Regions from separate parts of the Homo sapiens genome. Here regions 2 and 3 are each linked to region 1. The links are chromatin loops, found by intact Hi-C in ENCODE. Cell type or tissue: heart right ventricle. All regions are shown on one strand.

Region 1 (8,000 bases):
TCTCTACTGAAAATACAAAAATTAGCCAGGTGTGGTGGCACACACCTGTAATACCAGCTACTTGGGAGGCTGAGACAGGAGAATCGCTTGGACCCGGGAGGCGGAGGTTGCAGCGAGCTGAGATTGTACCACTGCACTCCAGCCTGGGCAACAAAGAGTGAAACTCTGTCTCAAATAAAAAAGTTATCATACAATCTCTTAACAACCATGAGTTTTTGAGCTTATATGCATTTATAACATACAAGATAGTTGTTTTTAGAATTTAAAAGTTGAACAAACTGTCTTCCAGATAGTTGATCTCACTTGTTCACAATTAAACAACACATACATAGATCAAGGATTCATATTGCCCTCTTCCTAATTCTGAGCTATCAGTCTTTCCAATTCTCCAGGTGGTCAGAAGAATTTTCTATCACCTTGTTGCCTAAAAATACATATTTTCATTCAGAGTAAATAGATTATAATGCTACAAGTATAATTCAGGGAACCTTTGGTGTCGTAAAATTGGTGGAATTATTCCTCTTAAAGCAGGACTGGAAATGTGTTTCAGCGTAAGCTGGTTTCCAGGACTTATTTCCTATCCTGAGCACTTGGTACCCTGAGAACACCCAAGTAGCGTAAGTAAAGCAGTTGTTGATTGGGATGAAGACAAATGAACTCATCCTCCAGGTGAGGAGAGAGTTAATTGCTCTGCTTATGGGCACCATAAATTATTACTCAGTACAATTTCTGAAAACCTGTGGCCAAGGAAAGGGTGTCCATCTCATTGATAAAATTTGGCTTGTTCACCCAGAGACATGACATCTTGTTTATATGTATATATAACTGGGCACTGGGGTTAGGGTGTTTTCTACTGACTTACTAGATGGCCTTGAGAGAATGCTATACACCTTAAATTGTCTTCTTTGTTTAAACTGAATATAATACCTTCTCAAAAGGTAGCTAACATTTACAAAACAGCTAAAAATACTTCCTTAAAGGAGTTGTGATAGGACAGCCCGATTTGTTCACATACCACTGTTTCCAAAACATGTGCAGAGACTCAAGGAAGTTACCAAAACAATTAAGAATTGATTTAATTAACCTTTGTATCTTAGTATTGACCCAGCCTTTATAACAGCCTCTTAAACTCTGGAATACCCCAAGTCCAGAGTGTAGGCGTGTTTGCACACGCACACACGCACTCACACACATTCACACACACACCCAAACACATATACTCTCGCGCAGATACACCAACTGCAACAGCATTTTTAATTGAAAAGCATAAATTTGGAATGCTAAAACTATTAACGATTTGTTTTAATTAGGAACCCAGCTGCTTCCTGAGATTTTGCAGTCTGGGTTTCAGAACTTTTGCCATACTGAGAACGAGTCTCAAGTGGGTTGCTTTGGTCTTCCAGATCAGCATTTTTAAAAGACTTGTTGGAAGGGGGAGCTGCAAATGCTTCTGAGCTGTAAAATTACAGCTGCGTTTGTCCTTGGATGAGGTTGGGGCTGCTTTGTTATTGTAGCCAGCACCCTGCCCTTGACCTCTCACTTGGGCATGTTAAGTCTAGCAGGCTACCTGATCTTTGGATCATCTTGCCAAGTTGGCTTACAGATATGCAGCATCATGGATTTTGAGGTCCCTACTTATTCCACCATCAGTAGGGGGAGCTGTTACTTAATTGAAGTCTAAAGCGCCTCTCTCTTTTTCTTTAAATATTTGACAAGCTGAGAAGATAGTTCTTGAAAGTCAGTTAAGGGAAGTAGAGTCTGAGGAGCAGTAACATTTTTATGTGCCTCTTTTCTGATGTTCAGCTAATGCCAGCCATAGAACTTGTTATTTGGATAACATTAAATGGAGTATAACACATTCTGTTCATCAGTGAGCGTGGAAGCCATTCATTAGTCTATTCACTCACTCACTAATTTGCTCATTTATTCATTCAATCTTTCTTGATTGCCTACTATGTAAAATGCATGGTGCTATGAATGTGAAGATTACTAAAACACTGCTTCTGCCTTTCAGGAGTTTAGAGTCTAATGGATGGAACACAGAAGCAGGAAAAAAATTGCTGTAGAATATGATAAAGATTAATAGAGGTATGTACAAAGCACATTGGGGATAGAGGGAAGGGAGTCGGGAGATACTTTCTGTGGTACTGGGAATGCGTTTACCAAATATTAATATTTGTTAAATGAATATTGGTAAATGGTCAATAGATGGGTGAATGAATGGATGAAGAGAAAAAGGAGCTGACAGGAAAGTGAGCACAGGCAGTCTAGGAAAACCAGTTTGAAGAAAAGCTTAATGAAAGGGTATGTTAAAGTTGCAAAGCGTGAGAAGAGCAAGGTGCCATGGAAAGAGACTTAACAGGGTGCTGAGAGGTGAAGCTTGTGAGAGAAGGCAGCTGTTCATGAAAGGCTTTTTGTGCCATGCTAAGGAGCTTGGACTTGATGATCAAGAAGCTGCTGGACCAGGGGAGAGATAAAGGGAGAGCTATAGTTTAGAAATGTCATTTGGGCAATGATGTGAATGATGGTGTAGAAATGTAAGACTAGAGGTGGAACAGAAAAATACACTTGAAGGTATTTTTAATACAATGAAACTTTTCTAGGAGTCTGCAATAAAGACTGACAGATTGGAAAGATACTTAAAAAACAAATCAGCAGGACTTAGCAGGTTATTGAATGTGGGATGCTGGCAATTTTAAGGAAAAAATAGTGTTCACGGTACTCCTTTGTAAGTATAGACATGCCTCTGCAGAGAACCATTTTTCTGAAATTGATATATACAGATAAATTGCAATGGATAGCTTGCTAGCTATTTGGAGAAGTCACCTGGAAAAGTCATATTGCAATTTAAATATCATAACGATGGAGTATAAAGTTTGGACTGGACAGTATCAATATTTATATAAATTCAATTATGAATGGAATATTTTGAAATATTTTGTGATTTAAAATAGACAATTCATTCAAATGTATTTATCACCGAATTTATCAAGAAAATTTGTTCAACATCGATACAATAGGAAATAACTATAGAATGGATGTTGACAAATGACAACTCATGGAGCAAACCCAGTGCCCACACTTCCCCACCTGTTTTTGTAAATAAAAGTTTATAAATAAAGTTTTATTGGAATACAGCTATGCTCATTCATTTATATATTGTCCATGGCTGCTGTCATGCTACGATGGCAGGGGTGAGTAGTCATGAGAGAGACTGCAAGCAGTTCATTGGTTTGTGTAAGATAAGAGGTAGATCATGCATGCGTGCCCAGGAGCACTCAGTATAGAGTGTGGGGTGACCTAGTTAAAGGGTCACTGGAACCCATAGACATAAACCAAGACCCAGGCACCCCAAGAAGCAGCCACAGGAGGGCAGCAAAGTCACATGACATTAAAAATATCTATTTGAGAGCAATGGTGGCCAGCAGTGTGTAGATTACAAACCATTTGGTATTTCATGTGACAGCACCAAAGTCCAATAGAAATTTCTTTAGCATGAATGTATATGCTCAGTAGTCTCTTTTGGATCCAAATTAAGAAGTATTCAGAAATAAAATCTGCTTTTGGGAGAAGCCAAATTTTTTAAAACAAAAGAGACTTTTGATTAGGATAAAATGTGTCAGTGCAGGATACTGACACTTTTTACTTCATAGAGAACATCGATACAAATCCATTTAAATAAGCATTCCCATTTTAATTGACTTTTTCACAAGAAGAGCAAGATGAACACATTGCAGCACATAGTTCTTCCATGGAAAAATACAGCATCATTTAAAAAAAATGAACACTGAGAAATAGCATTTATTTATTTTTTTTCTGCTTTTTTTTCCACATTGATTTATTTTGTAGCCTACTTGGGCCAAACATTGCACTGGAGAAGAGGGATACAGAGAACAATGAAAAGAGAGTGACGAAGTTATTTTATAATTTTAAAACCACACCCACATCAAAAATAATAAACATCTCTGGAAAAAAGCACGACTTAAAATGTTAGTCTTGGTTTATTTTCTGTTTTCTTGCCTTGATTTTGGCCCTATATCAAGCCACTTCTCAATTTCAACATGTAGATAGCTTAAAATCTTTGGCTTGGGCTGGGCACGGTGGCTCACACCTGTAATCCCAGCACTTTGGGAGGCCAAGGTGGGTGGATCACAAAGTCAAGAGATAGAGACCATCCTGGCCAACATGGTGAAACCCCGTCTCTACTAAAAATACAAAAATTGTATGGGCATGGTGGCATGTGCCTGTAGTCCCAGCTACTTGGGAGGCTGAGGCAGGAGAATCCCTTGAACCCGGGAGACAGAGGTTGCAGTGAGCCGAGATCGCGCCACTGCACTCCAGCCTGGCGACAGAGTCTCGCTCTGTCAAAAAAAAAAAAAAAAAAAAAAAAAATCTTTGGCTTGGTGAACGGAAGTTCTTAATTTGAATATTTGAATATAGATTAATTTACCTAATTCTTCTGTTATGGTTTGTAAGTTTTGACAAGAATTTTTTAAATTAAGTGGGTTTAAAATATTAACAGTAATAATTTTTGGAAGCTGTATTAAATGTTTCACTACACTTCTAAGTCATCAGAATACTGGTATCTATTCGATAGATGAGCTAACAAATCGTCTCTTGAAAGTGATCTGGTTATCAGTGATCCTTACCTCATTGACTTTTGTCAACAGTAGATATTCCTTGTTTGCACATACTGCATCTGCAATAAATGGTTGCTAAAAATTATTTTTAAATCTCTTATATTTGGAGGACAAGTTAATAATTTACAACTCCTTAATTAGGATCTATTTTGACCAGGTCTTTCCAACTGAGGAAAAATATCAATTGTAGCAATTAAAAATGTAAAATTCTTATTCTTTGATTGTTTCAATAGTTAAAGCCTTAGACTTTGGGAATTAGAAAAAGTCTTTGGTAAAAATATCTAACTTGGAAAAGCTGTGGGTGTGTTGTATATGCGTGTGTGAGGTGTGTGTATCTCAGGTTTGGTGTAGCCATAGAAAGATGTGTATATGTATTTATAGCTCTTGTTTTTTGGCCATAATACATATAGTGTCTACAGTTAAAAATGTTCTGAAGAAAATAGCACATTTGAATGTTAGATACAACCTCCTTTCGCTTTAAACAATTTCTCCAGTTGAGCATGACTTTTTCGTGTTGAATCCTCTGAGATTCACTTACAGCATGTTTTGTCAGCCTGTCAAGAGTGAAGAACTCTTAATTTAGGCATGATCTCCCACTACATATTTGGATTCCCCAAACCGAGTCACATTTAGTAAAAGGATCCTGAAGCCTATACAAGCAGACAGAAACTTCAGTAAACAAGTAGAAGATCTAGCATTTTAGCTAGGCAGTCCTACATTTCAAAGAAACATGTTCCCAGCAGAAAACACATTATTTATATGGTGGTCTTGACAAAAAGTCAGTTTATCAACACATGGCACAATATATAATTTTCCTGATTTTCTGAAATCTTGATGTTTTCCAAAATTCAGTCTTCTGTTAGAGACGCACATTGAATTACAGTCATAGTTTCTCTGATTAAGAACAAAAACAAAACAAAAATCAGATGAAGAAGTGAAAAAAGAGAATGGAAAAGAAATAGGAAGATTATTTCTTAGGAATGTGTGCAAGTGTGGCACCCCATTCACAATCTAAATGTTTCTTAAGCCCCTTCAAATTAGAACATGGGTTAGAATAAAAGTGAATACTCTTGCCTTTGAGAGGTTTACATTTTAAATAATGAAGAGAGAGTAACATTTCATTGCATAGTGGTATATGGCATTTGGATTTTTAAAAAATGTTCCAGGTCTCTAAATCAGGAAAATGATATAGCTATTAGGGAAAGGGAGAGGCTTCTTTCCCTAGCAGCTGGTCATTATATGATATATGTATTTGCTTATATTGAAGATAAAGATACAATGTCAGTGTTTCTATATAACTGGAAGAATAAAACCACATCCCCAAAGGCTGGAACACCAAAAGGACCTTATTTAACAAATAGGCCCTTAATTCAAAAGCTTTAGCTTTCTTGTTGTAGTGTTGTTCAGGGAATGACTAAGAAGAGTCACACAGATTTTAAAGATAAAGTTTAGTAACATTTAGTTAAACTGAAAAGAAAATTCCTTTTAGAATTTTGGTTGGAATTAGATTGCAGTTATTTAATAAATAGGAATACTGAAAAGTTTAAAATTTTTTCTTTTTAGACAAGGTCAAGCTATTTCTTCCCATTTATTCATGTTTTATTTTGTGCTCCTTAAAAGAGGCGTAAGGTTTTCTTAATTTTAGGTTTATTTCCAATTATTTATTTTTGTTGTTGCTATTATTGATTTCTGTCTTAAACTGTCTGCTTGTTTGCGTAAATTTCATTAAAAATACATTTAAGAATAAAGATATTTTTAAAAAGAAAATATAGTAAAGCTTGACTAACTTTAGCATATAGTAAAATATTTCATACAGGTACAATAATTAAACCAATTTGGTTGTGGGACTAAAGAATACACAGATCAAAAGAATAGAATAGAGAGTCCAGAAATGAATCTAACTGCATATGGGAATTTAGTAATTTATAAAACTAGCATTTCAAATTAGTGAAAGGAAATGTGTTTCCCCTTAAAATGCATTGGATCAACTCAATTGCCATTTGGGAAAAATAATAAAGGTAGATCTCCACCTTACCTCCTAAACCACACAACAAAGCTAAATAAATAAAAGATTCAAAAGTTGAAACCTTAAAATGAAGAAAATTTTATTAGATTTTATTATAAATTAAAAGATAATGCTTTCCTAAGCATGACACATGTGCATGAAAGGAAAATAAAAATCAAAGCACATAAAAGTTAAAATTTTTAGATGGCAAAATATCACAAAGTAGAACTACAAATAACAAACTGAAAAAAATTATGACAGATAAAGAATAATTTCATCAATGTACAATGAGTTTTTATACATCAGTGTAAAAGGCAATCAAATAAAAAAAAGGACAAAACATTCCAGAAGGTAATCCTCCAGAAAACAAAAACAAATGGCTAAACAAAGGAAAGGATGTTAACTTTGTTCATTCTGAATAAATGCAAAATTCAACAGAGTTTTATAACTTTTTTCTCTAAGATTGTCAATGTTTTAAAATTTTATTATAAACATCGTTAATGAGTACATGGAGAGAAAGGCATTTTACTCTTGTAGGAGTGAAAATTGGTGTAAAATTTGGACAGTATCTTAGCTATATGTATTAAAAGCATAAATTCATATAACTTTTGACATAGAAATTCAAATTATCCTACAGTTATATTAGCAGAAGTGTTGAATGACCAATTTCAATATATGTATTCAGTACAGCTTGAAAAGTCTAGTAAAGATCATGTTATACATGTATATAAGCCCAGATAAACCAATGATGGTGGAAAACTAAGCTTTCATTAAAATATTAAATGTGTACACATGCATTGATTTACAGTGGCGTCTAGGATACTGATAAGTACAACAAGCAAGTTGCAGAGTAGTGGGTATAGTAAGAATTTATTTTTGTATAATATATATCTGCATAGTTGCCAGGGTCTATGTGTGGGATGGACAGTGTGATTACAAGGAGATAATATGAGAGAGTTCTCAAAGAGGATGGGATTCTTCTGAATTCTAACTGTTTTGTGCCCTAAATGTGGTAGTGATTACACAAATATAGCTAAACACGCACACGTCTGTGTGTATATTATACGTATCTCCATATAACTGAGAGTAACATCAGCAAGATGGCAGACTTGGAGGCTCTAGGACCTTATTTCCTCATGGAAACACTAAATAAACAACTAGAAACTAACTAAAGTAATTTTACAGGTGTTCTGGAAATCAGCCAAAGATCTATAGCAACCAAATAGACCCTTAATGAAGGGGAAAAAAAGCCACACTTGAAATGGTAGGAAAATTTTATAGCATTTTTATTTACCATTGCCTGTCTCTTGTGTGGCATGTAACAGGAAAAAAAACAGACTTCATGTTAAAACTGT
Region 2 (8,000 bases), 140 kb after region 1:
CTTTGAGCATGACTTCAGCAAAACCAAGGTTATAGGTGATGGTTATGATGATGAATAAAAGAGCAGTGCAGAGTGAAAATGAAGAATAAATTTGACTTTGATTTTAGTTCAGGGGTGTAGATGGATATTTTGCCCAGGATTTGCAACTTGGATTTTGGGAGATTGCTTTCCATGAGGATTTTGAATCCTTATAGATAATATATTAATTTAGAGTAGAATAGAGATGAATTCAAATGAAGAGTGAGAGAAGTTGTATTTCGAGGAATAAGAAAGCAGGTATAAAAACATTCAGTGAACTTTTAAATCATGCTATAGACAATCATCATAATGATGCTACTTAGGAAAGTCAGAGTCACGAAGCTCTGGATATAGTTTTTCTGTACTCTGTTGCAAAGGGAATTCTTTGGTAGAGAAAATAGATGGAAGCCTGTCAGTCGCAGAGAAGAAAGTGGAATGCAGGAGAGTGGGTTCCTAGAGGGATGTTGCTTTCAATCTACTTCCCTGCTGCAGTTTCTAGCCAGCACATGGTAACCACCTCTCTCTTCTGCCACCTTCTGAAGTTACTCAGATAAATCTCTGTTCCTTTGACCCAAAAGAAGTGCCCCCCACCAGCCACCTCTGTCCCATTACATGGCCCATTATGCTTACCTTATCTCAAAGATACACTCGAGTTATTGGAAATTTCCCATAAAGATTCCCACACTCCTGAAAGCGGAAAGAACACAGCAGGAAAAGACGAACTAGGATGTGTGTTAGTGTATGTAATTATATTGAGGTTAGAAATGGAAAACACACCTGATGCTCTGCGTTATTATTTTAAAAACAGCAATAAGAACAAACTGGAAGCTCAGAATGATGCCCTGGAGAGAATTATTCTTTTTCTGACATTTATTTAGATTCCCCTTTGAGAAATAGCTTTATTTTCAGTGATTTCTTGGGTGAGTAAAATAACATTTCACTCAAGAGTTAAAAGGGGTCAGTTTGGGTCTTGTCAGGGGTGCTTTGGAACTTTCTTGCTGACCTGGAATTAGTGCACGTGCATCTGAGTGCTACTCCAGCCACCCAGCACACCATAAAATATGTTTTCCGCTACAGTGATATTGCTGGCAGTGCATAAAACAAATGGACTGGGTCAGAAATAGTCAGACTCCACCTTTAAATGGATTCTTCTGGATGTATGTTACTTTGGAGAGCACTTTTGAAACATTCTTCTATTAAGGTTTTCATTATGATTTTAACTCCTGTCTACAGAAGCTATTCATTAATTCAATTAGTCCTTATTGCCAACGTAGAGGGTGAGTTCTATATTGTAAGCCCCAATGCACAGATGCAGAAACCGAGGTTCAGAAGCTTTGACATCTTGCCCCAGGTCTCTTAGATGTTAGTAGCTAATCTGGGATGCAAACCAGATGCCTGAATCAAGTCTTTGTTCTCTTCATTCTGCTGCACTGGTTCGTCTGACTTGAAATTGCATCAGTTAGGGTTTGGGTTCAGCTGCATACAAAAAAATCCGAGTGGCTGCCAGTTAGACTAAACAGAGATTTATTTTTCTTCCATATAACAATAAATTCAGACATAAACAGTCTGAAGCTGGTGGAAAGAAAATGCTTTCTGGTTTCCCAGTGTGATTAGGCACATGAAGGCAGTTGCAATTCCAGCCCTCATGACTGTAATCCAGACTGCAGAAAGGAGTTAGAAACAAGAAAATCACGTGGCACTTACATCAGGAAAGCACAGTATTTTTCAGAAATACACAGAAATAACCAGAAATGTGTCTCACATGATCATTGCTGGTCATCTAATCTCCCTAGAAAAGTAATTTTTATCTTATAACATTGCTGCCCCAACAAAATAGAGATTCCCTCAGTAAAAAGGAATGAAGGAATGGATTTTCTGTTAGTACCCAGAGAAGTATCTGTCTCCAAAAATATCTATCTTTCCACTTCAAAAATAATCAAATGTTTTCTTAGGGCATTTTTGTCCCAAAGCCTATTCCCACCCCTTGTTTTATGTTCCTCAATTTAGAGCATGAACACTTGCTGGCTGACCCATGGTCCCTTTGGCTGAATGTCAGCCAGCTGTAAAAGGACTATGTATATGAAGACCACACCAGCTAGAAGCTTAACTCAAGGTTTCATTGTTTTAAAGGACTTAATATTCTTCTAGTTTATGCAGAATCTCACTGGGTAAAGTTGCAGAAAAAAATTCTAGAATAGAAGAGAACAGTTTGGAATATGTAATTCAACTATTTCTAAGTAATAGAGAAAGGCAACAAAAATGTCAATATTACAGGCATCAAATACTTTAGCTAATCAGGTAATGTTATTGAGTTGGAAGCTGACCCTATCACCATAGGTATCTGTTTTCCTAAGTTACTCATCTTAACCGCTGATTCACACTGTTCACCCTCCCACTCGGCAGTGGAAGTTAAATGGCTTGTGATTCACAATCTCAGCCTTAGAGAAGAGATTTGTAATAACAGATGTTTATAATGTGCCTCTAGTTTCCCTTGGCCTTCTCTTCCTCCTCACTAAATCCCTCATTCTAGACCATGGAATTTTACAAGGGACTTGATGTCCTTGGGTCTTGCTGAGACAGAAGATATTCACAAAGGCTTGGACGAAAAGCTCCTCAGCCATCAAATTGGCTAATTCATTCCAGATTATGCTGAATGTAAGCTCTCCAGACGAAGAAACCATCATCTAACACAGGGGTGAGGTGGGGCACGGTGACGGGAGGATCAGATGAAGAGGAGTCAGCAGTAATAACGGAAAAGGAAGGCCCAGGGTGATTGGAGAAAAGCCAGGACAGTGTGAGGACTCTAAGCCCAGCATTAGAACTTCAAGAAGAATGGAGAGGTCAACAATGTCAAATTCTCCAACATCTGAGGAAGAGAGCAAGATGAAAGCATTGGGTTTAGAAATGTGAATGTAATTGATGAGCTTGCTAAGGTAGTTTCAGAGGGACGATAGTGAAAAAACAAAAAGATAAAGCCTGTGCTCGGTAAAAATTTAGAGAAAAGGAAAATTTAAAGTAGGGACTTCGGTGGCTGACTGGTCATTTTTTGAAAGGCCTCTCGGTGAGGGGAAGGAGAAAGAGATAATTGGAGCCAGAGGGACGTGCAAGGTTGGTGGCATTTGTTATTAAGACCACATCAGCTAGAGGCTTAAACCCAAGGTTTCATTGTTGGGTTTCATAGTATGGTAAAATCTTGGGTGTGGTTTTAGTCTATGGGAAAGTAGTCAATTAAGACTAGGAATAGAAATGTGTTTACAAGCAAATGGAACAGGAGCTGAAGGAGATGACACCCTGAATTAAAATTTAATTAATATCACAGAGAATGCTTTTCTATCATGGTTTCATTAAACACAGAGCCTTCACTTCTAAATATTCAAATACACATATATACATACACATACACACACACCTTTATACAAACTTTAAGTGTGTGGAGTGTTAGAAACCTCACTGTGTAAAAACTGAAACTATAACATGGGAAATGAAGAAAGGTGATTATTTAGATGAGAACACATATAATAATAAAAGTAACACATTTTACGGTTTCTTTAAATGTTTATTCATCCCTCTACACAATTAAATAGCATGTGTTTTAGACATTTTTATTATTTTCCATTTTCCAGCTGTACATACCATGAGAGATATAGGTTCTATAACTATTTGGAGCTATACAAATAGAAAGAGGAATAAGAAAATGTTATGTCCTCTCTCCTCTTTAAAAAAAAAATTCTGTTTTGAAAATTTTTCTTTTTTTGAAAAAAATTTTTTGAAAAATGTAAGGTTGATTTAATGAGTACATATGCATTTGGAAGTGATATGTCTATTCTCAATGGTCGTTTTTAAAATTTTCCTTTTCTTCAATGTCCTGATGTTTTACTCCATGTCCAGTCCGGCACTGTTTCTAATTGTTGTATGTTTCAGTCGCATGCCTGTCACATATGAGGAGCAACTCCTTTGTAAAACGGCAAGACATTACCTTTTTTTTTTTTTTTTTTTTTTTGTCTTTGAGACAGAGTCTCACTCTGTTGTCCAAGCTGGAGTATAGTGGCGTGATCTAGGCTCACTGCTACGTCCACCTCCCAGGTTCAAGCAACTCTCCTGCCTCAGCCTCCCGAGTAGCTGGGATTACAGGCGCCTGCCACCACCCCCGGTTAATTTTTATTTATTTATTATTTTTATTTTTATTTTTTTAGTAGATACAGGTCGTGTTGGCCAGGCTGGTCTTGAACTCCTGACCTCAGGTGATCCACCCTCCTTGGCCTCCCAAAGGGCTGCATCGCCTTTTCAAAATACCCTTTCCCCATTCCCTCTTTCAGCCCTCCCATTCTCTTCCCCATATTACTTGATTTCACACTTACATTCTCCATCTCGGCATTTACACTGGATCCTTGATATATGGATCTTTCAGTCAAGTCACTAATGCATTTATTACATATGTCTAATTTGCCATTTCATCTATTAACTCTATTAACTACTTTCATTTTATTTTAAGAACTATATGCTACAATTATAATTCTACTTCATTCCTTTTCCCACGTTTTATCACTTAGTGTTGCTATTTTTAGTGTGGTGATTTATCCTTCATTTATTGTTTTAAACCTTTTTAAGGCTCTTTTATAACTTTAAGTATTCTAATTTTACTTCTTGGAGCTCTAAAGGTTGTTTGTTGTATTTTTTGGTTCTTTACCTTGGAAGAGTTTTTATTTATTCTGTTAGTTTGTTTATTTATTTATTTATTGAGATGGAATCTCGCTCTGTCACCCAGGTTGGAGTGTAGTGGTGCCATCTTGGCTCAGTGTAACCTCCGCCTCCCAGGTTCAAGCAATTCTTCTGCCTCAGCCTCCAGAGTAGCTGGGACTACAGGTGTGTGCCACCACATCTGGCTAACTTTTTGTATTTGTAGTAGAGATGGGGTTTCACCGTGTTGGCCAGGATGGTCTCACTCTCCTGACCTCGTGATCCACCTGCCTCAGCCTCCCAAAGTGCTGGTGTTACAGGTGTGAGCCACTGTGCCCAGCCCTCTGTTAGTTTTTTTTAATTGTGGACTCAACTTCAACCATAATTTGTTTTTCCTCTGTGTGATTCTCAAGAAAAGTTAGCTATAAGTTTTAGTTTTTCAGAAAATGAGGATGGAAACATAAGGATCAGTCATTTGCCTAACAGAAGAGAAAAATATATCTATCTCATAGGTTTTACTCAGAGGCCGGAGGGAGCCTGTCTACTCTGTTCTTCACACTGATAGTAGAGTGATCACGCAAAAATTGATTTTGTTTGTCTAAGTCCATTCAGGCTACCATAACAAAATACATCAGACTGGGTAGCTTACAAACAACAGAAATTTATTTCTCACAGTTCTGACTGATGGGAAGTCCAAAATCAAGGTACCAGCAGATTTGGTGTCCAGTAAGATCCTGCTTCCCGGCTCAGAAAGGATGCACTCTCCCTGTGTCTTCCTCTCTGTGGGCCAACTGAGCTCCCTCAGGCCTCTTTTGCTTGTTTTGTCTGGTTTTGTTTGTTTGTTTGGGGTTTTTTGAGACAGGTTCTCACTGCTATTGTCACCCAGGCTGGAGTACGGTGGCATAATCACATTTCAGGCTTCTTTTATGAAGGCTCTAATTTCATTCATAAGGGCCCCACCCTCATGACCTAATAACCTCCCAAATTTTGGTGGGACACAAACATTCAGACCATAGCAATGTTACAACCCTGTAGTAACCTTTAGGATAAAGTACAAAGTTTCTTCCCCTGTGATCCAAATAGACACTGGATAGCACCTTGCCAAATCATTTGTTTGTACTGGGCATGCAACTAAACCACAATTCCAAGCCCATTTGCATCCTGGTGGGCCCTTGTGAACTAGTTCCCATCAATTGAATTGTGTTTAAGTGATAAGTGCCTCTTGTAAATCAAGGCAATTAAAGCATGCATACCTTCTCTGTGTAGCTCTCCCCACCCCAGCCCCTGTGACTATATGGCTTGGGGTGAAGTTTTCTTTTTTTTTTTGCCCCTAGACAGGGTCTCGCTCTGTTGCCCAGGCTGGAGCGCAGTGGCACTATCTCAGCTTACTGCAGCCTCCGTTTCCAGGATATAAGCAATTCTCGTGCCTCAGCCTCCCGAGTAACTGGGATTACAAGCGTGTGGCACCACACCTGGCTAATTTTTTGTATTTTTAATAGAGAGGGGGTTTTGCCATGTTGGCCAGTGTGGTCTCCAATACCTAGCCTCAAGAGATCACCTGCCTCAGCCTCCCAAAGTGCTGGGATTACAGGCATGAGCCACCATGTCCGGCAGAGCTGAAGTTTTCTATCTACTATCACCACTGCTATATCAGACTATGATATGTGTAAGCTAGTATAAACTTTTTTTTTTTTTTTTTGCTATGCCGCTGATATTTGAGGACTTATTTGTTACTGCAGCATAGTCTAGCCTATTGGCCCTCTCTGATACGCTTCCTGCCTAGTTCCCCAGTCTCATTGTTATCTATTTTCCTCTTGTATATTACATCCTCAGCACTTTCGCATTCTTCAGTTTCTCAAATACATTTGTCATTTTATACTTTGGCACTTTCGCATATATTTTTCCTGCATTGGGGATACTCTTTCTAATACTCTTTGGCTAATTTGATCTTCAATTCTCAGATCATGTACCAATTCCTCAGGCAGGTGTTCTTTGTTCTTGATTCTAAATCGTGTGCTTTCATTGATCTTCTCTTCCACAGAACACTATTCTGTTTCCTAATAACAATTTGTCCAATTGTTAATTATGTGTTTCGTTGTACAATGTCTCTCTTCTCTCATTAGTCTGCATACACCATATAAGGTAAGGAAAAGAACTATTTTGTTCATTACTACTTACATGACCCAAGATAGAGACTTAATGTATGTATTTATTAATATTTGTTAACAACAAAATGCATTTGTTGTTGAATGAATGAACTGCTCACGTCAACCTCTTGCATTTGCTAAGCCCCTAGATAAAGAATGTCTGCTATGCATTATTATGTGAAATGTGAGGTGAAAAGTATTTTGAGCACAGATAAATTAGTTAATGTATGTAAATGTCGTTTGAAAGCTCTCCTGTATAAAGCAAATTATCTTCACCAATTATATAAAAACTAAACTGTACAATCTTGAAGACATGCATAGTAATGTCCTTTCAATAGATGATGAATAATGATAATAGCTTCATGCCATAGAGCCTTCCCTGAACAGAGAAAAACAAATATATATGTATCTAATACATAGTATTACATACATAAAATATATTTCATCACTGATTACATGTTCATCATTTTATCTGTCGTATCAAGAGCAATTCGAAAACACACTTTTTTATCTTCTTTATATCTCCGGAAATTGTCATCACAGTGTTTATCACATAGTAGATGCTCAATAGGTTTTATGAAAAATAAATGAATGGTTAAATGCATTCATTTTCATCTGATTAATGAGTGTCTTTATGGCTATGAGGTGTGGTGACCTCTACACAAATCAAAGATAAACAATAACACAAATTTAATTTTAGAACTTCATTTTCTTTAAGTAATGGCTCATCTACAGGCTTCTGGTAGGATATGATGATTTAATAGGTAAAAATGTCATGAGACTAAGAGGTTTCTGAGACTCTGAATCAAGTCCAGGCAAACATAAATAACAATGAAATGATAATACAGTGCATGACCTGTTTGATATTCTTATTACTGCTCTGTAAAATTCCATGAGTAGATTTATACTGCAGTCATCCCAAGCCAACATTGACATCTTGACAATTGGTTTCAGTCTTTACTGTAATTGTGTCACTCATTAAAACATGCAAGATAATGCTGCTTAATCAGAAAACCGTTGCTTCTTTGAAATACACGCGAGAGCTACTTTTTCCACTGCCAGATCAGTTGCTTCTGCTAATACAGAAAAACAGATATACAATGAGACCATTTTGATATAAACCTGAAGGATTGATTAAAAAAGGTATTCAATGTAGGG
Region 3 (8,000 bases), 810 kb after region 1:
CCACTGCACCCAAAACGCTACATTAGGTTTACTTCAGGAAAATTCAGGAAGAAAACTACCAAATCAATATTTTTGAACATGCAGCTTTTAGGACAGGAATATCTCAACAGGTATTATTAAAATTATAATAGTTCTCTTCATACAAATATGTGTTATTTACCCTTGGAAAGAACAAATGGATCACTAGCAAAGTATGTTTTATCCTAAATTTGTTTTTCATTTAAATCACAAATAACTTCTCTTTTGTAACAGTTAATTACATTTAATTTGAAGATAAAATTATTTGTGAAAAAAGTTGCTAATCAATCATAAATTCAATTTTATTTCACACATTTCAGAGCTATTACTTGTTAGTAACTTTCAAGTGACCTTTAAAATAGCTGTATTTATTGAATGGAATGTGAATGGAATCCACTTTTGATCAAGGATACTGAGTGAAGGCCACATAGGAAGTGAGTGGATGTGTGTCCATGGAGTCATAGATACTTTTTCCAAGAAGAGGACCCTGCATCCTCCCCCAAGAAGAATGTCGTATATGATATATGAGAAGTGATGACACTAGTTGTATATTAATAAAATACATCTGTCTTTGCTCTGGGAAGATTAGGTAAATCTATTATTATAAATCCTCCTAAGACCACACAACCAAGGGCAGTATTGATATTAGTACTGAAACTAAGGTCATCATTTTGGTCACTGATATCCAATGGCATTTAAAGATGTGTGGACATGAGTGATGACGATGATGATGATGAGGAGGACAATGATGATGATAGTGAATATGGCGATGGTGATATTTAACACCAATATAACATTACTATGTGCTGGACTCTGTTCTAATTGCTTTACTTTTTTTTTATTATTTCATTTAATCCTCTCAACAACCCTGTGAGAAAGTCACTTGACGCATGAAAAAGGATGCACTACCAGGATGAGAAAATCTAGAGAATAGTAATACTTCTGTGAAAGTCATTCACAGCTTACACCAGCTCACCTATACCAGCTCTAATCCTTTCCATTGTAAATCAAACTCTGCTTAGCAAATACTTTTGTATAGGATAAGTAGGGAAAAACAGGTCCAAAAGTGTTTCTTAATAAATTAAAAATCTGAAAATAATATTATTATAATTATATTGACATATACATCGTGTATTGCTAAGCAACCTAACTCCCAACAATCAAAGTAGCAGCTAATTCAGAGTATATACCTAGAACTGTAACAATAACAGCAAAAACTGGAATGCAGCACCTTTGTGCTCAGAATTACAAAAGAGAGTTCATTTTCAATCAACATGCACTTACTATATGAAAAGCACTGGATTAGATGCTGTGGAGCAGAAAAAAGAATTAATACCCATCCTCAAGGAGCTTACCATCCAGTTACAAGCAAAACCTGAACTCACAGAACTATAAAAATGTAAGACTAAAAAATGTAGCATTTCTCATTAACTAAGTGGAAAATACCAAATCACTTTCCTTTACTTTTATCACCTCTTTTACAACCCTTCTCCCAACTGGATGGCAGTCATCCTTCTGCTGGGCTTTCATAATTCTCTGGAGCTCCTTTAAAATATGTGCTCCTTGTACTGAACCTGCCTGAATCTGTTTTCACATCTGTGAAATGGGATACTGAGGACCAACCCCCACTGAGTTATCGTAGAATTAAATGGGTCAATGACAATAAAATGCTTAGGATATTTTCTGGCACATGAGAGCTACTCAATCAATGATAACCAGTGTCAATATTATTATTATTATTATGACTACCTATGTCTATACCTAACTTTCTGACCAGATTTATCATCTTCATGTAATTTTGTTCATAATTCTAAGAGCTCCTAGAAGACTACATTGAATATTGTATCTGTTTTCTCAAAGGAAAATAGTGAAGCATATGGTAAATCTTCATGGTACAATTAGGATCTGGAGGAAAAGTGTTTACTGGGCTCATAGAAGGATCAAAGTGGGATTGCTGAAGAATGTCAGGTGAAATGAATGAGGGAATAGAAAGTATCTCAGTCTGGGTGAAAAAGCAAGATGAGGCATAAACCATGGAAGCATAAGAAGAAGAGAGACAGTTGCAGCAGGAATGATATTGGGTAAATGATAAAAAAGGGAACTCAGAAGGTTATTGCAGTAGTATAGGCACAAAAATCTGAGAACTTTTATTAAATGGGGCAACAAAAATAGAAAGGATAGAATCAGGTCATAGATGGAAGAAAGAGTCAATGGGATTGAATCATTGTTAACACATAGGAAGCAAGAGAGAGAAGAAAAAATTCAGAAGCAAGGCTCAATTTCTGAGTTTAGACAACAAAGACAATGAGAATAATACATATTGGAAATGAAACAGAAAGCAGAGCCCCTCTCCACCCTTGCTTTTGTTTCTAATCAGTGACAGGAACTGAGTTTCAGATATGTTAAGTTTGAGGTTTGCAGGATGTCAAAGTAGACGTGTTTACTAAGTTATTATCATGTGAGGTTGGATCAGTGAGGAAAAAACAACTAGAGAACGAGAAACAACAACTAGCTCCCTAATTCAACTGAACTTTGTCTGCATAAAGTTGGCATCAAGGTGCATAGATAATCATAAGCTCTTAGCAGAAGTCTCTTGGTGCCAGCATCAGTGAAGAGAGGAACAAAACCAATCCAGCCACTCTTTTTCTGATGATGCATCTACACCCTTGGTTCTACTTGGTTTCTCTGCACAGAGGGAGTTCTTCCATCTTTGGATCTAAAAACAATATCTTTTCATTTTATCTGCAGCAATAGTCTAGCTCTCAGAGACAAAGTCAGTGAGAAACAAAGAAAGGCCCTCGCCACTCAATTCAGCTCCCAGTACAAAGACCAGAGTCACAGTGGTGTCCACAGCCCGCATCGGCATAAATACAGATGGACTGAAATACGCATTTTACCTAAAATAAAGGCTTTATACCATGCAAGCAAAAATAGAGGTGGTTTTTTTTCCCCCCAGAAAGTAAGACCTTCAACAAGCCAGAACACCACTGTTTATTTTAAAGAATTTTTAAACTCTGATTCAGACTATGGACGCCAGGCCAATTGCTGAATCCCACGGGGGCATCTGCATGCTGAAATCTCTGCCTGGAAAGTCAGTTTTTAATGGTGCTGTTACAAAACTATGTGTCCTCAAGTAGAACTACAAAAACTCCAAAGACATATTAATTCCAATTCCACGACACAGGCCTAAAGATAGAGTGGAGGAAGTGCTTGGTCATGTACACACATCAAATTCACTGGCCTTTCTAATACCTTCAGTGAGATTATACTCTTTAACATCTGTTTGTTTTCTTAACCACGTTCTCATTTGTTTTCCATGAGTACTTACGATTCAGGTCACTGTTAGAACTTAGGGAGTAAAACAGAAAGAAATAATCACTCAGATTTAAGTCTAGTTTGCCCATTTCACAGATAAAAAAACTGAGGAGGGGGTGCTAAATGGTTACCCAAGTTCAATTAAAAGAGCATGAACTAGAACTGAGGTCTCCCCAGAACCCAAATCATGAATTTTCCCAACTGCCTTGTTTCTTTTCAGGCAGAAGAGCTCAAAAGGAAAACACTGAGGGACCTTCTCACCTCTAGGTTCTGCAGGATAACCTGTGGTGGAGAGTTCTTCCTACGTGTTGAGTCAGAGCACAGGGAGTGAATGGGGTGGGGAAGAGAAAGAGGAGAAACAATTTCAATCACTTTGTGTTTGTGAGGAGAGCTACTCAGAGAGTTCCCCCTCTATTTTAGACATTGGTTGGCACTGAAAACCTGTGGAAGCATGGGCCCTCTGGGAAGAGTGGGCTAAAAGAAGCATCCAAAGACACAGAAAAGCATAGCAAATTTTCCAGTAGCTCATGCCGCAGCATCACATGCATATTCTTTTGAAGCACCCCTAACCTCTTCTCTTTCCTACACCTTCAAACTGGAGTTTCTGTCTGATCATATTCAGCTGTTTTTTCCTCTGCTACAAAGAAGCTCAGCACTTTCATGTCTGAGTTGCCAAGTGACACTCTATGTTTGAGAGCCCAGAAGAGGATGGAACTCAGGCCTTGAGAATAGGAAGGGGGCAGTTGACTAGGCAGAGGTAGATGGGCATAATTCGGTCCACGCTGCCGTCTCCCCAGAAAACAGACCTGAGATATGGAGACGGGGGTGGCATTCGGAGATAACTAGTAGGTTTTTGGAACAATCAGGTTCTACTTAAGGATAAATAAACATAAGTATATCCTACTCATAATGAATTCCAAAAGTAATAGACAATTGTTAAAACCCGCCTTCTTCAAATCATGAAGCATGTACCAGTAGGTCAAAATTATTGCCAGATAACCATTTAAAAGCAAGCCACGGTAAGTTCAAAATATATACTCCAAGTTCATGAAGAGATGCATCAGTTATGTATAGTATTCTCCTAAAAAGAAGGTTAAACTGATATGAATGGGAAGCCGGTCAGTACTTTCTCTACTTTCAAGAAATTTGTTTTCCCAAATTGCAACTATTCATTTTTCTGTGAAAAGATTCATAGAAAAAAAATCCAATCTCAACCATTTTCTCATCAAAGGAAACGTCTTTAAATCTTAGCCTCAAGAAATGATCTCTAGAATGAGATTGTAGCAGAGTTGTATACAATGGAGTTTTAAAAATACCTCGGATCAGTAACTTTATTTTTTTATTTATTTTTTTATTATACTTTAAGTTTTAGGGTACATGTGCACATTGTGCAGGTTAGTTACATATGTATACATGTGCCATGCTGGTGCGCTGCACCCACTAACTCGTCATCTAGCATTAGGTATATCTCCCAGTGCTATCCCTCCCTCCTCCCCCTACCCCACCACAGTCCCCACAGTGTGATATTCCCCTTCCTGTGTCCATGTGATCTCATTGTTCAATTCCCACCTATGAGTGAGAATATGTGGTGTTTGGTTTTTTGTTTTTGCGATAGTTTACTGAGAATGATGATTTCCAATTTCATCCATGTCCCTACAAAGGACATGAACTCATCATTTTTTATGGCTGCATGGTATTCCATGGTGTATTTTTTTGAGACAGAGTCTCACTCTGTTGCCCAGGCTGGAGTGCAGTGGCACAATCTCAGCTCACTACAACTTGTGCCTCCAGGGTTCAAGCAGTTCTCCTGCCTCAGCCTCCTGAGAAGCTGGGATTACAGGCGCACGCCAACAAGCCCGGCTAATTTTTGTGTTTTTAGTAGAGACAGGGTTTCCCTATGTTGGCCAGGCTGGTCTTGAACTCCTGAACTCAGGTGATCCACCCACCTTGGCCTCCCAAAGTGCTAGGCTTACAGGCATGAGCCACCGTGCCCGACCAGGATCAGTAACTTCTAAAGGATATGCTCAAATGACACAATGAGGTGCCCATCAGTAGAAGGAAGCTCCAACCTTGTCAGCTTGACAGGGGAATGAAAAAGAAAATTCCGCCAGTTGTTAAACCCAGCTAACGTGTGATTGATCTGAGTTCGGCTGTTGGTGGTTAAATAGAACTCCCCTCTGGCGTTTATGTCTCAGTTCTGACTTTGCTTCAGCCTGACCATGAGGGGTCTATAAGTATTTGAGCCTCCACATTTCCCTTGTTCTGCACCTAAGATACTTTTAGATTGCTCTTTAGAGCCTGAATGCTCTAAGCTCTTGGCGTCCACTTTGACCATGAAGAGCTCCGACTGCAGACAGATGCTTATGACTGGGGATGGCTCACATGTTATCTTCCAGATAGTCTCTCTAGAGAGAGAAAAGGCAGAATCAGAGTGGCGTTCTGCAGTCAGAGTAGTTAAGGGAGTTAAGGTGGCGTTCAGGCAGGGTGAGCCTCTGTGCAGCCGATCTAACTTGGTCATAACCCATCAAGCCCCAATGGTGAGTTCTGTGTTCAGTATTTCAAATTTTTCCTTCCCTGACACTGGAGGAAATAATACAAAAACTTGTTACCTATGCTGATGCCCAGCCAAATAATGAATAATTATAACAACAATCTCATGCAGCGGACCACACACCTGATCAATTCCTCCCTTCAGCACAAAGGATTCTTGAATTCTGGCATCTACTCCAGTGCTTGTTTTAAAGTCATATTACCAAAAAGCTCTCAGGGAAGCATTTTACTTTCTGGCTTTGTGATAAACAGAAAGATACCACAGTGGTTTTTAAAACTCTTTTAAATCATACAATTCTTCATGTTTTCAGTCTTCCTTCCTGTGTGCATTTTCTCCCTCTGGGGCCATTTCCAAAGAACTCGAGAAAACGAAAGAAACCACTGTGACCAAGCTGGAATGCATGAAAACCAAACCATCTCCCCAGAGAGGATAAGGAGCAGATCCCATGACTCTGCACTTGTCCTTCATCTACCCTTTTCCCTCAAGCCACATGTCCACTCCACACCCTCATCAGGATCCCAGCCCAGTCCACCCTTACTCCCCAACTAAAGGGAAGATAGTTCTTTCTCCTGGGGCCGTGATGTGAGGCCTGGGAGGAAATGTTGTCTTTTGGGAAATAGCAAAATTGTGTGACTACATTAAAGTCAACACTATTTATCTTCACCTCTTGTCCTATGGGCTGACAAAGGGACACCACTGTTGGGCCCAACCCCCGTGCACAGCTGCAATAGAAAGAAGGCAGGGACTGGTACTTTCAAGTGTCAGACCTTTTGTGCTGACTAGTTTATGAGGCTGATGTCAAGCACTGCAGTCAATGAAGTCTTTGTCCTAGGTGTACAGGGCAGGACAGTGGAAAAACTGTCCTCTCTCATATCCCAGGCCCATCCATCTTCCCTTCACCCTGTTTCTCAACTTTCCTATCTCTTAAGCTGACGGAGAGAGGATCCCTCCTGGGTTAATGTACTGGAAAATTGCTCTGCATGTATATGAGGAGGTCCTTTCCAAATGAAAGAAAAAAAGAAAGAAAAAAAAACTGGGAAGAAGAGTCGTTTTTCCCACTGAACTCGTTGGCCTTATGCTTGTGGGTCTGACCCTGATTAAGAAAATCTCAATGTCCTGCTAGGAGGTTTATTGTGAAGTTTGGCAGAACGCACTTCCGATTGAATTTTTTTTTATTATTTGTAATCAGAAAGTGGTTTTGAACAGCTCCCATCACCCACCCCACCACCAACTACCCTGACCTCAAGTGTGCACGTGTGCACACACATGAACACACACACACACACATCCAAGACCTTGCCTTTGAAGAGACTCCATATGCTTACATCCAATTCACCTTGGAATAATCTATTCTCCTCCATGGGGCTGGTTTCCCCAAGGCAATTGCATATAAATAGCAAACAGATTGTTTTCATGCAGTTACATGGAAAGTTAGACTGCATGAACTTTGTTATGCATGGAACCCAGAAGAGCGGGTGTTACGTGATATCACTCGATTATTTTTACTTTTTTTCTAGCTAAAAATAATATCCTCTATTTTCTAAGCTTCTTCCCCCACTCACAGGTTTTATTCCTCTATGGGAGGCCTTAGGTTAAAACAAAAAGTCATGCTAGTGGTTAAGGCATCAAGTATGTATGCTTCTGAAATAAAAGCTGGCAGTGGCACCAAGGGATTTTATAAAACCCAGCTGAGTCCTTCCAGAAACTTCCATGCAAAATTTATGGGAAATGGAAACACATAACCTGAGTAATTGTAACCAATGCAAAATGTGTGTTTTAGATGCCAGTAGACACACAAATGTTCTTCTGGGAAATAAAAAAAAGTAGTGGGGGTTTGGGGATTTGGGGGCAAGTGAGGATTGTTAATGGGTAAGAAAACAATAGAAAAGATGAATAAAACCTAGTATTTGATAGCACAACAGGGTAACTACAGTCAATAATAATTGTATATGTTATAAGTTAAAGAGTATAATTGGATTGCTTGTAACACAAAGGGTAAGTGCTTGAGGGGATGATACCCCATTTTTCATGATGTGGTTATTATTTACTGCATTCCTACATTAAAATATCTCATGTACCCCATACATATACACACCAACTATGTACTCACAAAATA

What was found. A loop is a pair of places that touch in the nucleus more often than their neighbours do. Peaks named below come from ENCODE experiments on the same cell type or tissue, not always from the same donor. Only the 100,000 strongest peaks of a DNase experiment are listed, where the experiment ranks them.
Region 2: a loop joins it to region 1, with 2.5 times the contacts of the local background. A loop is called at or near these places in 4 of 110 quality-filtered maps.
Region 3: it touches region 1 in a loop (4-fold over the local background); 2 of 110 quality-filtered maps call a loop at or near these places.

The regions. Positions count from the first base shown.
Region 1 is chr15:95,022,971-95,030,970 of GRCh38, forward strand. LOC105370991 (a long non-coding RNA gene) reads left to right here. Exons shown (of 12, transcript XR_002957693.2): 3 at 2,015-2,088. It overlaps LOC124903581 (a long non-coding RNA gene), which reads right to left. Exons shown (of 2, transcript XR_007064798.1): 2 at 7,908-8,000. Among named protein-coding and RNA genes, the nearest start is that of LETR1, 300 kb to the right of the region's middle. In heart right ventricle, CTCF peaks have their summits at 1,663 (motif pointing right) and 3,363 (motif pointing right); a DNase peak (open chromatin) is centred at 3,341; H3K27ac peaks cover 1,643 bases.
Region 2 is chr15:95,160,686-95,168,685 of GRCh38, forward strand. All of the region lies in intron 11 of LOC105370991 (a long non-coding RNA gene), which reads left to right. Among named protein-coding and RNA genes, the nearest start is that of LETR1, 160 kb to the right of the region's middle. In heart right ventricle, no CTCF peak of the experiment used is centred here; no DNase peak of the experiment used is centred here; H3K27ac peaks cover 1,098 bases.
Region 3 is chr15:95,837,066-95,845,065 of GRCh38, forward strand. No RefSeq gene overlaps it. Among named protein-coding and RNA genes, the nearest start is that of LINC00924, 410 kb to the left of the region's middle. RefSeq lists an enhancer at 2,365-2,424. In heart right ventricle, no CTCF peak of the experiment used is centred here; DNase peaks (open chromatin) are centred at 3,066, 6,432 and 6,600; H3K27ac peaks cover 5,542 bases.